2 separate regions of the Homo sapiens genome follow, and region 1 is linked to region 2. Evidence: chromatin loops called from intact Hi-C (ENCODE). Cell type or tissue: gastrocnemius medialis. All regions are shown on one strand. Links, peaks and the distances in the headings refer to the core of each region. The heading gives the core; the rest is flanking DNA.

Region 1 (8,261 bases), core at 1-8,000, 160 kb after region 2:
AAGAAAGAGCAGCCAGTGAAAAGGCCCTGAGGTAGGAGCTGGCTTAGTGTGTTCAAAAAAAGCAAGGAGGCCCATGTGGCTGGAGGCAGGTGTGGGTGAGGGTTCAGGAGATGGGGGATGGGGGCAGGAACACCCCGTGGCCATGGGGAGGACTTTGGACTTGACGCCAAGTGTTGGGGGAAGCCATTGATGAACAATACAACAGCAAGAGCTGTTGGTATTTGATTCTACCCAAAGGTGTAAATAGTAAATTCTGAAGAGAATATTTTGACATCCATGCATGGCAAGTTTCGGAACAGGTTTCTATTTGGGTGACTGAATGCATTTAAGAAAAGATTAAGCCGTGATCCTTGAATACCAGCCAAATTGCCTCCTCCTTCTGTCATTGCGATTGGATGGCTCCAGACAACTTATCTTGATCCAGCAAAGCATTTGGCATTTGTCCTTATAGACAAGACGTAAATGTGAGCTGGATCCTAGGGACTCGGATTTAGACCTGAACAATTCTGATAAAGCTGAAGGAGATCTCTATGAAGCTCCATCCTGGCCCTGGGCTGCCTGGCATTGTTATGAGTCCCTTGAATGGAGGTAGAGGAAGCCATCTTCACCCTGCAGATGGCTGCTGGCTGGGAGGGAGCTCCAACACAATGGGTGACTGAAGCAGATTCAAAGCAGCCTTGACAGATTGTAAAGTTGGGTGGAAACCAACAAGATGAAATTCACCAGGGATGAGTGCTAAGTCTTGTGTTGAGGTTCCAAAAAACTGGTTACATAAGAATAGCACTGGGAAATCTGGTGAGATGGAAATTTCTGTTGAAAACAGAGAGAGGCTGGGCGCGGTGGCTCACACCTGTAATCCCAGCCCTTTGGGAGGCCAAGGCAGGTGGATCACGAGGTCAGGAGATCGAGACCGTCCTGACTAACACGGTGAAACCCCGTTTCTATTAAAAATACAAAAAAATTAGCCGGGCGTGGTGGCGGGCACCTGTAGTCCCAGCTACTCAGGAAGCTGAGGCAGGAGAATGGCGTGAACCCGGGAGGCGGAGGTTGCAGTGAGCCAAGATCGCAGCCACTGCACTCCAGCCTGGGTGACAGAGCAAGACTCCATCAAAAAAAGAAAGAGAGAGAGAGAGAGAGAGAAAAGAAAAGAGAGAGAGAAATGAAAAGAAGAAGGGAAGAAGGAAGGGAGAAAGAAAGAAGAGAGACAGATACACTGGCAGTTTTCATTCTGTCCACAAGCTTATAATGATGTCCCCTTAAATCAGAAGACCCAACCAGGAGGGTTGCTGTTCTCTGGGAAATGGGGTCCTTGCCTTAGGTATCCAGTCCCCTCTTGGCCACCATACAGTGAGAAAGAGAAGGTGACAAACCAGAGAGAACCAGGGAAGAGATACCAGTTAAGGATTTGGCCAGGTGGAAACTGATTGATGATGACAACCAGAAATATTGAACTGGAAGGAAAGAGAGCTTGGCTGGGACTAGGGCAAGCCAATAGCTGTCCTCAAATATGGGATTCAATGGCTGAGGACAAAGGAGAGACCCAGTTTATCATTCACAAAGCCAGAACCAAGACCACTGAGAATCACCAACTGGTGGAAGAGAAAGGCTGCTGCCAGCCCTGGAAACACTCCTTAGCCATTAGCACTGCCCAGCAATGGATCATATTACCTGGGCACAGGTGAGTCCCTACCTCACCCTGGGCCAACAGTAACAGCATTTATTACGCCCCTGCTCCTGTGAGGCTTGTGCTAGACTCTTTTGACATCATTATTTGGCCATTACATCTCATTTAGTTGTTACAGCAACCCTATGAGGTAGAGATTATGACAACTCCCATTTTAAAGGAAGACTGAAGACCAGAAGGCTGAATATCTTGCCAATGGCTTAATAAGAGACTTAGGGCTAGGCACGGTGGCTCACACCTGTAATCCCAGCAATTTGGGAGGCTGAGGCGGGTGGATCACCTGAGGTCACAAGTTCAAGACCAGCCTGGCCAACATGGTGAAACCCCATCTCTACTAAAAATACAAAAATTAGCCGGGCATGGTGACAGGCATCTGTAATTCCAGCTACTCAGGAGGCTGAGGCACAAGAATCTCTTGAACTCAAGAGGCAGAGGTTGCAGTGAGCCGAGATTGCATCATTGCACTCCAGCCTGGGCAACAGCAAAAGACTCTGTCTTAATGATCGGTAGCTGCAACACTAGAAAAATGGCGAGCAAGAGCAAAGAAAAATCCCTTTGGTTCTAGAAAATCTCCTGAAAAAAAGGCTTACCAAGCCCTCAAAGCCACCCAGGCAAAGCAGGCACTTTTGTCAAAGAAAGAGCAGAGGAAAGGAAAAGGGCTCAGGTTTAAGCAACTGGAATCATTCCTACATGATTCCTGATGGCAGAAATGTGACAAAGTGCATCTCAGACAACTAGAAGTGAAACATCATGCCTTGGAATTGCCAGATAAACATTCCTTGGCCTTTGTTGTACACATCGAAAGAATTGATGGCGTGAGTTTACTGGTGCAGAGAACCATTGTAAGACTTTGCCTAAAGAAAATTTTTAGTGGTGTCTTTGTAAAAGTCACCCCCCAGAACCTAAAAATGCTGCGTATGGTGGAACCTTATGTGACCTGGGGATTTCCAAATCTGAAGTCTGTCCAGGAACTCATTTTGAAACATGGACAAGCCAAGGTCAGGAATAAGGAATAAGACCATTCCTCTGACAGACAACACAGTGATTGAGAAGCACCTGGGGAAGTTTGGTGTCGTTTGCTTGGAAGACCTCAGTCATGAAATTGCCGTCCCAGGGAAGCATTTCCAGGAGGTCTCATGGTTGTTACGCCCTTTCTACCTCTCAGTGGCCCGTCATGCTACCAAAAATACAGTGGGCTTCCTCAAGGAGATGGGCACACCTGGCTATCAGGGTGAACGCATCAGTCAGCTCATCCGCCAGCTGAACTAGACCCAGGTGCCAAACTGCAGTAAATTTTTATTAATGAAGTGGAAGCATGGGTAGTAGAAGCATGTGTTTTTGTTTTTTTGGGAATTTTTATCAAGTATCTTCAGAGAAGATTATTTCCAGCTTTATCTTCAAAAACTGGAAAGGAAGGGTCAAAGAAAAGACAGAAGCTCACGCCTGTAATCCCAGCACTTTGGGAGGCCGAGGCGGGTAGATCACTTGAGATCAGGAGTTCGAGACCAGCCTGGCCAACATAGTGAAACGCTGTCTCTACTAAAAATACAAAAATTAGCCGGGCATGGTGGCGTGCACCTGTAGTCCCAGCTACTTGGGAGGCTGAGGCAGGAGAATCACTTGAACCCGGGAGGCAGAGGTTGCAGTGAGCCAAGATCACGCCACTGCACTCCAGCCTGGGCAACAGAGCAAGACTCTCTCTCAAAAAAAAAAAAAAAAAAAAAAAGAAGGAGAAGAAACAGTAGCTTATGTTCATGGCAAGCACCTCTAATCACAGTCCAGTTTCCAAGGAAAAATTCCAGCGTTTTAGTTTAATGTCGGTAAGTGAGTAACTCTAGCATTTGTACAAGGCTCCCTAAGACTCCTGCACCAGTCGGCCAAGCCCAGGGACATAATTGAATTTGGAGATTCTTGGGGCCTTGTTTTGAAAAAGACTTGAAATAGGAAGAAAGGCCCAAAAATAAATGTTCACTTGTCTCTGAAAAAAAAAAATCTGTCTCAAAAAAAAAAAAAAGAGAGACTTAGGGGGGTCTAGGGGGCCTTCCCTGCTATCACCCCAGCACTGCCTAGGTGTTCTACCGGGAGAAGGGGGCCATCGAGCAGGGAGTTCTTACAGTTTTCTGAGACTTTCATGACCGTACCCCTTGAGAGTGTTGTAGGCAATATCCACTCCCCACCTACACACACACAAATTTTGCACCAAATTTTGGGGACTCTCGAAACCCAAGAACCCGGGTGATGGGACCCTAATCCCGACACTCCTTTGCAGCGCAGAGTCTGGGAGCGCAGAGCGCGGGGGCTGCGGGGTGGGCTGAAGGTGGGCAGTACCGGGGGGCGGCGGGCGGAGCGGGGCCGGGAGGGGGCGGTGCCGGAGGGCCAGCGGTGTGGCGCGCCGCCTGCAGGGGGCGCTTGCGGCGGCTCCGGTCGGAGACAATCGCGCTGAGCGGGCGCCGCAGCGGGAGCGGGAGCCGGAGCTGCGAGGCGCGGCGCAGAGCTGGGGCTGCGCGGGGCCGGGCGAGCGGGACCAGGCGGGAGCCATGGACCGCTAGGGCCCGGCCTAGCCCCGCGATGCCGCCGGCGAGTGGCCCCAGCGTCCTCGCGCGGCTGTTGCCGCTGCTGGGGCTGCTGCTCGGCAGCGCCTCCCGGGCTCCCGGCAAGTCGCCGCCGGAGCCCCCCAGCCCGCAGGGTGAGTCTCAGCCGGGAGGGGCCGCGATCGCGGGCCTGCGCCCCCTGATCAGGCTCCCGCCCGTCAGCCCCCTCTTCGCGGCGTTCGTGAATTGAGTGGTATTCTGTTCCCTGGATTCGGGTGGGGGGAGCTAAGCGATCTGGGGTTGGCGCTTCTGGGGGAAAGTGGAGGCGGGGAGAGGGAGGCCGTCCGGGGCGGGGGTCTTGGGGAGACACAATGGGTAGTGCGAGGGTCCCCAGGATCTGCGCCGCCGCCCTCTCCCTATTTGTTTTTCTCCCTCCTGGTCCGCGAGGCGCTGCTGCCTGAGCCATTGTCTACCGAAGACACCCGCCCAGGGGCGGGCTGGGGCGGGCGCCTGCTCCGCAGCCCCCTGCGGGTTGCTCGCTCCCGACCCTGGCGGGGTGGGGGCGCCGGCATCCGCTGCCACCCTAGGCCGGGACCGGAGGCTGGGAGCCTGGAGCTGGGTTTGAAGGGGGGAGGGGAGAAGGGGGAGTGGGTGAGGCTGTGGGCGGGATTGACTGCTCTAATGGGGTTCTTTGCCCTGGAGCCTGACAGCTCCCAGCCAGCCCCCCTGGTTTAGAGTTTGGGGTGCACCAAATAAATGCTTGTGAGCCTATGATGGAGGACGAGCCGCAGTTGTGGGCCTCTAAGAAAAGGGGGTACATTGTGATTCCCAGCTGAGGGAGCATGGCAGGCTTGTGGTCGTGGAGCCATGCTGAGCTAGCTGGCTGTGGGCAGTGCCGGCTGGGAGGGCAGGTGCCTGGGTCCCCCCCCATTCAGCAGGCCTCCTGGCATTCCTGTCCCCTGCCCGCCCCCATATCACCCCCTCCTCATCTCACATCTTCGCAGTGGAGGAGACCCTTCCCAGCGACTCACCGGGCGCAGGTGGGTGTGTGAGGTGGGGGTGGGGCCGGCTCCTGCAGCAGGAAAGGGTGGGGGAGCAAGACCCTGACAACACATCCCACAGGCAGGCCTGGACGCTTGGGGGCCTCCGCCCACTCCAGTCCTGAGTCCACCTCCCGGGTCCTGCTCTCCCTCTCCTGCCTGTGGGCCCCATCCCTGCCTGAAGCAGTATTCACTCCTCACCCCCCACACTAAGGAGCTGGCAGGAAAAGCAGAGTGGGGGGGTCTGGATGAGGGAAGTGGGGTCCGGATGAAGGGAGGGGGTCGGATTTCCTCCTGGACTGAGGCAGGCCTAGAGCCGGGAGAGGTGGATACTATATGGAATGTCAGGCTTCGAGGAATGGGTAGGGTTCACCCTCTGCCTCAGTCTCCCCCAGCTCTCTCGGGGAGGAGATCAGGCTTTTCTTAGTAGGAAGAAGCCCTAGTTTCTTAGGACGCCCCTCCCCTCAAGTCCCTGCACCTCAGGGGAAGGGGCCCAGGGAATTGGCTGGAATAGAGCCAGGATTGGGGGTTCTCTGGGGCAGCTGGCGGGGAGCCCAGGTTGAGGGAAAGGGGGAAGGGAATCTGCTAGGCACCTGCCCCCTCCCTTCTCCCCCACCCGCAAGGTTGGCACAGATCCTTACCAGCCCACCCCAGTTTTGTTTCCCCAGCCCCCTCCCTCTTCTGAAACTCTGACTCTTGAACCCAAGGCATTCCCTCAAATGACCATATCTCAGACTCGGGATCCCTCTCCCCAGCTGCTCTATCCAGCTGTTCCTAAGCCCGGGATGGAGGTGGGAGTAGCCAGGACCTTCTAGCTTCTCCGAATTCCTAATGGGTGTTGGCAGGGGGATGGATGAGGACCTTGCACACGTCCTCCTAGGCTCTACCTCCCCCCACCCCATGCCACTTAACCTCTCTGAGCCATAATTTGTTCATTTGTAAGACATGGAAGGATAGTGCCTACATCATCAAATTGAAGTAAGAATTAAATCACATCAAATGTGCAAAAAAACAGTAAAGGGGTGCCAGCTTCCTGGAGGAGCAGAGAGCGAGAGTGAGTGGAGTGTGCACCCACCCTGCAGGGTTGGGCTCTGGCCTGGGAGGGGAGGTGGGCTCAGGGGAACAGCTGGATGGGATGCCTAGGGCAGGCGTGGCGCTGGCTGCGGATTGGGAGCCTGAGCTAAGACACCTGTCACTGCTGAGTGTCAGGCTCCACTCTAAGGCCTTCCCTCTCCTTGAAGTCTCCACAGCACCCTGACCTCCCCAGGCCCTGCTGCTCTCAGCTCCAGACTCTTCCTTCCATACCCAACCCCCACTAGATTTGCATCCAGCACTCAGCCCACTTCCCACCTGTCTCCTGGGCCCCCCACTGAGGTGTCCATACATGCATGACACACCTTGTTAGCAGGAAGGTAGGGGCGAAGTGTGTTCTTGAGGGAGGGGCTGTGCTGATGGGAAGGGGTGCCCTGGATCAGAGAGACTGCCTGGAGAATCCATGGGAACAACTCAAGGCTTGGTTCCTTCCCATCACGCCATCTGAGGGCAGGACGCCTGCCTGATGGCCTGGCCAGATTCTCCACGGGCTGTGGGCAGAGGCATCCCTGGAAAGCAAAAGACTTGGGCTTCCCTCCCCAGCCCCCTCCACAATAGTTCTCTTGGGCCTGGGTTGCTCCCCCCTAGATCTCCTTTCCCTTACCAGGGCCCCAGCTCCCTGCCTGATCTCCTGGGAGGAATGAGGGCGTTGCCATGGTGACTGACTGTAGCTGACCAGCTGGGAGGGGGCAGGCGGTTCATGTGAGGGGGAGGAGGCAGAAGTAATTTGTTTGGGCATGGGGTTGGGGTGAGTCCCTAAATCTGAAGGGAAACAGGCTTGTGCAAAGGATTCTGGGAAAAGGATGAATGATGGGAATGACCAGTTTCCTAGTGTCCCCTGTCAATTTTTTCCCAAGACCCCAAACTCTGCCCTAGCCTCCATCCTCCCTTTCAAACTGCTGAATCTTGACCCTTCTCCTCTCCGCCTGCGGACCCAGCTTTACTTAGCCTTTCTCAGCCCTCCTGTCCTTCTCCTCTCCCCAGGCCCGGGGTTAAGAATGTCGCTTCTAGAGGCAGACTGCCAGGTCTGGATCCCAGATCTCCACTTAGCTGTAGTCCAAGTATCTAAACTCTCTAAGCCTCAGTTTCCTTATCTGTAAAATGGACTAAGAGCATATATTATCAAATCCAATACACCACTGACTGTAAGATGCACCATGATTTCAGGTACCAGTAAGAAAGGAAGAAATGCTGCCAGTTATAACGATGGCATCATCAATCATAGGCATAGCCCGAGTTTAGAATTGTGAAAATGTGACACAGCGCATGTGTTAGACGATGAAATACAGGAATAGTCCCACCTCCGGCATGGGCTGATAGGAGGTTTCAGTGAGTGCTCTGTGAATGCTGGGTCTTAAATCATGCCTTCTCTAGCCTCAGCCCAAAAGACTCTCTCAAACACAGCTCCTTCCTCTGATCTTGGGGCTCCCCCCAGTTCTCTTTCCCCCTCCCTCGTCCTCACTCCCTTTGCCCCATCTTGCCCACAGAGATCCTGATCAAGGTGCAGGTGTATGTGAGCGGGGAGCTGGTGCCCCTGGCCCGGGCCTCAGTGGATGTGTTTGGGAACCGGACTCTGCTGGCAGCTGGCACCACAGACTCAGAGGGTGTGGCCACCCTGCCCCTCAGTTATCGCTTGGGCACCTGGGTGCTGGTCACTGCTGCCCGCCCTGGCTTCCTCACCAACTCTGTGCCCTGGCGTGTTGACAAGCTGCCCTGTGAGTGCAGGGGCAGGTGGAGGGGGGGGACAGCAGCTGACCCTCCATCAGCCCCTTCCCAAAATAGTCTCCTTGGGGGTGGAGGGGGAGGCTTTCCAGCAGCTGCTGCCTGGGCTGGGGTACACAGAGGGGGCTGAGGGAGGGTGAAGCCTCTGGGACTCAGATGGAGGGGGTGCCTGGCTGGGGGGTAGGGGGTGGG
Region 2 (8,325 bases), core at 169-8,168:
AACCCCTCATTGCCCCGGGCCGGCAGGGCCGGCAGGGCCGGCCGGCTGCTCCGAGTGCAGGGCCCACCAAGCCCACGCCCACCCGGACATCCAGCTGGCCTGCAAGCACGGCACCCAGCCCCGGTTCCCGCTCGCGCCTCTCCCTCCACACCTCCCTGCAAGCTGAGGGAACTGGCTCTGGCCTTGGCCAGCCCAGAAAGGGGCTCCCACAGTGCAGCGGTGGGCTGAAGGGCTCCTCAAGTGCCGCCAAAGTGGGAGCCCAGGCAGAGGAGGCGCCGAGAGCAAGCGAGGGCTGTGAGGACGGCCAGCACGCTGTCACCTCTCACCAGCTACTTGGGAGGCTGATGCAGTAGAATTGCTTGAACCCAGAGGCAGAGCTTGCATTGAGCTGAGATCACACCACTGTACTCCAGCCTGGGCAACAGAGCAAGACTCCATCTCAAAATAATAATAATAATAATAATAATAATAATAATAATATTCACCATTTGAAGTGTACGATTCAGTGGCTTTTAGTATATTGACAAGGTTGTACAACCATTACCACTATCTAATTCCGTAACATTTTTATCACTCTCAAAAGAAATCCTGTACCTATTATTTGCCATTCCTCCCTCCTCCCCCCCTCTCTGGCAACCACAAGTGTACCTTCTGTTTCTGTGGATTTGCCTACTCTGGACATTTCACATAAATGGAACATGTAATATGTGGCCTTTTGTGTCTGGATTCTTTCACTTAATATAATGTTTTCAAAGTCCATCCATGTCATAACATGTATCAACACTTCATTCCTCTTTATGGCTGTATAATATTCCGTTGTATGGATATACCACATTTTGTTTATCCATTCATCTGTTGATGGACATTGAGTTGCTTCCACTTTTTGGCTATTATGAATCATACTGCCATGAACATTTGTGTACAAATCCTCATCCCTTCTTGCATCTCAGACCTTCCATCTGGGATCCCTTTCCTTCTGCCTGAATTGCATCCTTTAGAATTTTTTTCATGAGGCACTTCAGTGAGGCTGATAGCAAACTGTTTTAGTTTTTACTTGTTTGAAAATTCAGTCTTGGCTGGGTGTGGTGGCTCACACCTGTAATAACAGCACTTTGGGAGGCCGAGGCAGGTGGATCACCTGAGGGTCAGGAGTTCGAGACCAGACTGATCAACATGGTGAAACTCCGTCTCTACAAAAATTAGCTGGGCGTGGTGGTGGGTGCCTGTAATCCCAGCTACTTGGGAGGCTGGGGCAGGAGTAGGCTGCCCCACTTGAACCCGGGAGGCAGAGGTTACGGTGAGCTGAGATCATGTCATTGCACTCCAGCTTGGGTGACAGAGAAAGACTCCATCTCAAAATAAAAAAGAAAGAAAGAAAAGAAAAGAACATTTACTCTTGAATTCTAGGTTGGAAGTTATTTTCTTTCAGTATGTTCAAGATATCATTCTACTGGCTTATGGCTTCCATTATTGCTGTTGTTGAGAAGGCTGCTCTTAAGATTTTCTTTCTATATTCAGGCCAGGCGCAGTGGCTCATGCCACCTAGCACTTTGGGAGGCCATGGTGGGTAGATCACTCGAGGTCAGGAGTCAAGACCAGCCTGGCCAACACAGTGAAACCCCGTGACTACTAAAAATACAAAAATTAGCTGGATGTGGTGGTGGGCACCTGTAATCCCAGCTACTCGGGATGCTGAGGCAGGAGAATCTCTTGAACCTGAAGGCAGAGGTTGCAGTGAGCTGAGATCATGAGCTGAGATCACGCCACTGCACTCCAACCTGGGTGATGGAGTGAGACTTTCTCTCAAAATAAAATTTTTTTTCTTTCTGTATTCAGAATTCTGACATTTCATTGTGATGTATCTGCATGTAGATTCTATTTTATTTATCCTGCTTAGAATTCTTCACGCTTCCAGAACTTGTGGATTGATGCTCCATCAGAATTGGGAAATTCTCAGCCATTATCTTTTCAAATCTTCACCTTGCCACATTCTCTTGTTCTTTCCTTTAAAAAAAAAGTATTTTAAATAAAATAAAATGGGGTCTTGCTGTTTTGCCCAGGCTGGGTTCAAAATCCTGGCTCAAGCAATACTCACATAGTGGGATGAAAGGTATGCATGCACCACCATGCCTGGCTTCTTTTTTTTTTTTTCCTTCTAGAATTCTGATTAAACGATATTAGATTCTTTCATTGTATCCTCCATGTGTCTCAAACTCTTCTTTTTGTCCCTTTTCTGCATTCTGGGTAATTTCTTCTGCTCTGTCTTCCAATGCCTCTCTGGGATCCCACTTTCCTTTAAGTTTTGGCCTGGAAATTCATCTCTCTTGTCAAATATCTGTAATATTGCTAAGGATTTTTTTTTTTTAATTGATCATTCTTGGGTGTTTCTCGCAGAGGGGGATTTGGCAGGGTCACAGGACAATAGTGGAGGGAACGTCAGCAGAAAAACAAGTGAACAAAGGTCTCTGGTTTTCCTAGGCAGAGGACCCTGCGGCCTTCCACAGTGTTTGTGTCCCTGGGTACTTGAGATTAGGGAGTGGTGATGACTCTTAAGGAGCATGCTGCCTTCAAGCATCTGTTTAACAAAGCACATCTTGCACCGCCCTTAATCCATTCAACCCTGAGTGGATACAGCACATGTTTCAGAGAGCACAGGGTTGGGGGTAAGGTCACAGATCAACAGGATCCCAAGGCAGAAGAATTTTTCTTAGTACAGAACAAAATGAAAAGTCTCCCATGTCTACCTCTTTCTACACAGACACAGCAACCACCCGATTTCTCAGTCTTTTCCCCACCTTTCCCCTTTCTATTCCACAAAACTGCCATTGTCATCATGGCCCGTTCTCAATGAGCTGTTGGGTACACCTCCCGGACGGGGTGGTGGCCGGGCAGAGGGACTCCTCACTTCCCAGTAGGGGCGGCCGGGCAGAGGCGCCCCTCATGTCCCAGACGGGGCGGCTGGCCGGGCGGGGGGCTGACCCCCCCACCTCCCTCCCGGACGGGGCGGCTGGCCGGGCAGGGGGCTGACCCCCCCACCTCCCTCCCGGACGGGGCGGCTGGCCGGGCAGAGGGGCTCCTCACTTCCCAGTAGGGGCGGCCGGGCAGAGGCGCCCCTCACCTCCCGGACGGGGCGGCTGGCCGGGCGGGGGGCTGACCCCCCCACCTCCCTCCCGGACGGAGCGGCTGGCCGGGCAGAGGGGCTCCTCACTTCCCAGTAGGGGCGGCCGGGCAGAGGCGCCCCTCACTTCCCGGACGGGGCGGCTGGCTGGGCGGGGGGCTGATCCCCCCACCTCCCTCCCGGACGAGGTGGCTGCTGGGCAGAGACGCTCCTCACTTCCCAGACGGGGTGGCTGCTGGGCGGAGGGGCTCCTCACTTCTCAGACGGGGCGGCTGCCGGGTGGAGGGACTCCTCACTTCTCAGACGGGGCGGTTGCCAGGCAGAGGGTCTCCTCACTTCTCAGACCATGGGTGGCCGGGCAGAGATGCTCCTCACTTCCCAGATGTGATGGCGGCCGGGAAGAGGCGCTCCTCACTTCCTAGATGGGATGGCGGCCGGGCAGAGACGCTCCTCACTCTCCAGACTGGGCAGCCAGGCAGAGGGGCTCCTCACATCCCAGATGATGGGCGGCCAGGCGGAGACGCTCCTCACTTCCCAGACGGGGTGGCGGCCAGGCAGAGGCTGCAATCTCGGCACTTTGGGAGGCCAAGGCAGGCTGCTGGGAGGTGGAGGTTGTAGCGAGCCAAGATCACGCCACTGCACTCCAGCCTGGGCACCATTGAGCACTGAGTGAACGAGACTCCGTCTGCAATCCCGGCACCTCGGGAGGCCGAGGCTGGCGGATCACTCGCGGTTAGGAGCTGGAGACCAGCCCGGCCAACACAGCGAAACCCCGTCTCCACCAAAAAAATACGAAAACCAGTCAGGCGTGGCGTCGCGCGCCTGCAATCGCAGGCACTGGGCAGGCTGAGGCAGGAGAATCAGGCAGGGAGGTTGCAGTGAGCCGAGATGGCAGCAGCACCGTCCAGCTTCAGCTCGGCATCAGAGGGAGACCGTGGAAAGAGAGGGAGAGGGAGACTGTGGAAAGAGAGGGAGAGGGAGACCGTGGGGAGAGGGAGAGGGAGAGGGAGAGGAGGATTTTTTTTTTAAAAAGCCTTTATCCAGCTTTTGCATTTGTTTTCAATGGGAAGGTTGGTCTGAATAACTTAGCCTATCATTACAGGAAATGGAAGTCCTACCATCCTCCTCACTCCCTCTTTTTCATGTATGTTCTCCTTTCCCTGATGATCCAAATTGGAGCCATTCTCCAGGGACTGTCTCCAAGCCCATCTCTTCCATCGGCCCTTCCCTGTCCTGCCCCTGTTGAGCTTTCCTGCCCCTAGAACTAGAACCGATTGTCCCCTACTCAGTGGCAGCACGTGGGGACCTCTCCTGGATTGTTCACTTATCAGATAGCTTAGGAATTGATGTATTGTCTTCCACAGTAGATGATCAGCTCTGTAGGTGATCAGGGAAGGCAGGAATAGCTCCCACCAGTAGCTCAAAATCATAGCAAATAAGAAGGGTTGGTGGAGATAAGAGAGATTTGAGTACAGTAAGTTTGAAGCAGTTTCTGGTGTCTGACCAGGTATTCGATGGTACAGGTTAAGACCCTCTGTCCCCAACGGCTTCTTTAAACCCCTATTGGCCCCAAGGGACCTTCTTCCTCGAACTGGAGGCTTCTGGGAGAGGGAGCTTGGTTCTGGAAACCCCAGGTCAGACAGCACCAGGGGGCGGTAGAGGCTTAAAGGCAACTGCATTGCCCTGGCAGGAGAGTAGGTGACTGCCCAAGCATTCCCATTGCAGCCCTGGGCCACGTTCACGTACTTGGGGGTCGAGCCGGAACCGAACAGAACTAGGCTTAGACCAATGTACCTGCTCCAAGTTGGACCTCTTTCGGTCCCCAGGACCTAAAACAAGATATGATGAATGACCTCCCTTCCATCCTGTCCTGTATCCCCTTGGGTCCCGTGCTAAGGTGGCGCCCCACTGAATTCCAGTTTCTGGACCAGGGAAATCCTTTCAATCCACTCTCCTAATCATTCTCAGCTAAAAAAAAAAAAAAGTTTTAATATATGATAGTGAGTGTCAATTAAGGTATAAAAAAAAAGAGAATGAGGATGGACTTGCCTTATTGTGGCGTGATCTCTGCTCTCTGCAGCCCCGACCTCAGGTGATCCTCCCACCTTAGGCTCCCTAGTAGCTGGAACTACAGGTGCTGCACCACCACCCTCGGCTAATATTTTTATATTTTTTGTAGAGACAAGGTTTCACTATGTTGCCCAGGCTGATCTCAAACTCCTGGACTCAAGTGATCCACCCTCCTTGGCCTCCCAAAGAGCTGGGATTACAGGCTTGAGCCACCAGGCCTGGCTGAAATTCTAATATATAACACAGGGGTTTGTTCAGTTAAGTGGGAAAAGAATAAAAATGATTTTACCATAGCTGGATTTCCAAATGGAAGAAAATAAAATTAGAGCTTTATCTTATACCATATGCAAAAATAAACTCCAGCTGGATCAAAAATTTAAATATAAAACTAAATGCATAAAATCTAATGAAAATCTAGAAGCCCGCATGTATGATGTATAAGAGTGGGAAAATATTAACCAAGATTGAAAATCGAGAAGCTACAACAGGAAAAAAAGGGTATAAATATTTCACTGTATAAAAGTTAAAACATTTTGGGGATGGAAAAACAGGACATAAATACAGGCATTAGGAAAATTTTCTTTTAAAAAGGAAAATAGTAGATTTAGAAATACGTTGTAATGCAGGTGGCAAGCCATGAGTTAACAGCTGTACTATACAAAAAGATCTTACAAGTTAACAAGAAAAAGACAAACACTTCACGGAAAAATGGTGAAGTCATGGATAGAGGATTCATGGAAACACAATTATTAAAAAAGACTCAGGCCTGTAATCCCAGCACTTTGGGAGGCCGAGGCAAGCAGATCACGAGGTCAGGAGATCCAGACCATCCTGGTTAACACAGTGAAACCCCGTCTCTAGTAAAAATACAAAAAGTTAGCCAGGCATGGGGACATGTGCCTGTAATCCCAGCTACTCGGGAGGCTGAGGCAGGGGAATCACTTGAACCCAGAAGGCTGAGGTTGCAGTGATCTGAGATTGCGCCACTGCACTCCAGCCTGGGCGACAGAGACTCTGTCTCAAACAACAACAACAACAAAGAAACACATATCTACTCTCTAACCGAGCAATCCTACTCTTAGAAATCTATCCCATGGAAATAAAACCAGCCATCCATAGGGATAGGTGTACAGTCTAAGGATGCTCAGTGTAGGATTAGTTAGTTGCAAAACACTGAAAACAGTAAATGCCCATCAGCGAATGGTTGAATAAATGGTTAACAGCCATTCAGTGAAATATTATTCAGTCTTTAAAAAGAAGGGAACTGAGGGCCAGGCACAGTGGCTCATTTCTGTAATCCCAGCACTTTGGGAGACCGAGGCAGGCGGATCACGAGGTCAGGAGTTTGAGACCAGCCTGGCCAATATGGTGAAACCCTGTCTCTACTAAAAATACAAAAATTAGCTGGGTGTGATGGTGCGTGCCTGTAGTCCCAGCTACTCCGGAGGCTGAGGCAGGAGAATTGCTTGAACCCGGGAGGTGGAGGTTGCAGTGAGCCAAGATCGCACCATTGCACTCCAGCCTGGGCCACAGAGCGAGACTCCGTCTCAAAAACAAAAACAAAAACAAAAAACAAAAAAGAAGGGAGCTGTAGAGCTGTAACAATTGTCTTGGAGGAATATTTAGGAGGTATTGTTGAGAAAGAAAAGCAAGAAGCAAAAAGTGTGAATAATGTGATCCTGTTTTTTGAAAACTAACAACAAATCCCCTATATTTCCTGTACACATATATATGTGTGTATATATATGACTATATGAGCAATAAAAAGTGAATGAATACAAACTGGGTAGTGGACATGGGTTACCTGGTTGGGAGAGAAGGAGAGGAAAAAAGAAGTTTAAAAACAAGATTAGGCCAGGCGCAGTGGCTCATTTCTGTAATCCTAGCACTTTGGGAGGCTGAGGCGGGCAGATCACGATGTCAAGAGATCGAGACCATCCTGGCCAACATGGTGAAACCCCGTCTCTACTGAAAATACAAGAATTAGCTGGACATGGTGGCACGCGCCTGTAGTCCCAGCTACTTGGGAGGCTGAGGCAGGAGAATCGCTTGAACATGGGAGTCAGAGGTTGCAGTGAGCCAAGATTATGCCACTGCACTCCAGCCTGGTGACAAAGCGAGACTCCGTCTCAAAAAAAAAAAAAAAAGAAGAAGACTAGGTTTGGTGTGGTGGCTAATGCCTGTAATCCTAGCATTTTGGAAGGCCAAGGTGGGCAGATTGCTTGAGCCCAGGAGTTTGAGACCAGCCTGAGCAACATGGTGAAACCCTGTCTCTACAAAAAACAAAAATAAAAAAATTAGCCGAGCATAGTGTCGTGTGCCTGTAGTCCCAGCTACTCAGGAGGCTGAGGTAGGAGGACCACTTGAGCCCAGGAGTTTGAAGCTGCAGTGAGCCATGATCGTGCCACTGCACTCGAGCCTGGGTGACAGAGGAAGACCCTGTCTCAAAAACAAACAAACAAAACACTGCTTTAAAAAGTTTGGAAGATAGAATAACACTTAATGTGTTTAGGTAAAATTGTTTGTACTGATATGTAGAAAAATCGTTTTAAAAGAATAAAATAGTAAAAAATCTAGTTCAGACCTTCATCACCTCTTATCAGTCTTCCCCTGTCAAGGAGAGTCAGACCTCAGTCCACACTGAACCCCTTACAGACTCTTTCCTGTCCCTACACCAGACCCATGGACATTGAAGATCATATCTAAATCAGGTCTGTTCCTCCAAAGTCTGAATGGTGCCAAGTGTCCGGGGCCAATCCCTGCTTAAATATTCAGTAAGTCTCTTGAGGTGATTGCTTCATCTCTCAGCCTGGAGAATCTTCAGAGGGAAGGTGGATGCCACAGCCCCTTGCCTCATAGAAATACATTTTTTTTTTTTGAGACAGGCTCTTGCTCTGTTGCCCAGACTGGAGTGCAGTGGCGGGATCGCCACTTGCTCACTGCAGCCTTGACCTCCCAGGCTCAAGTGATCCTCCCACCTCAGCCTCCTGAGTAGCTGGGGTTACAAGCACATGTCACCACCACACCCAGATAATTTTTTTTTTTTTTTGAGACGGAGTCTCACTCTGTCGCCAGGTTGGAGTGCAGTGGCACCATCTCAGCTCACTGCAACCTCCACCACCCAGCTTCAAGCAATT

What was found. A loop is a pair of places that touch in the nucleus more often than their neighbours do. Peaks named below come from ENCODE experiments on the same cell type or tissue, not always from the same donor. Only the 100,000 strongest peaks of a DNase experiment are listed, where the experiment ranks them.
Region 1: it touches region 2 in a loop (8-fold over the local background); 4 of 110 quality-filtered maps call a loop at or near these places.

Annotation. Positions count from the first base shown.
Region 1 is chr17:44,359,706-44,367,966 of GRCh38, reverse strand. FAM171A2 (family with sequence similarity 171 member A2) reads left to right here and starts at 4,114. Exons shown (of 8, transcript NM_198475.3): 1 at 4,114-4,370; 2 at 7,835-8,062. The coding sequence starts at 4,253. It also overlaps the pseudogene RPL7L1P5. RefSeq lists a silencer at 4,023-4,402 and enhancers at 5,930-6,529, 6,530-7,130. In gastrocnemius medialis, for the core only: no CTCF peak of the experiment used is centred there; no DNase peak of the experiment used is centred there; H3K4me3 peaks cover 1,326 bases; H3K27me3 peaks cover 796 bases.
Region 2 is chr17:44,519,783-44,528,107 of GRCh38, reverse strand. No RefSeq gene overlaps it. Among named protein-coding and RNA genes, the nearest start is that of GPATCH8, 21 kb to the right of the region's middle. RefSeq lists a silencer at 4,615-4,674. In gastrocnemius medialis, for the core only: a CTCF peak has its summit at 4,766 (motif pointing right); a DNase peak (open chromatin) is centred at 4,777.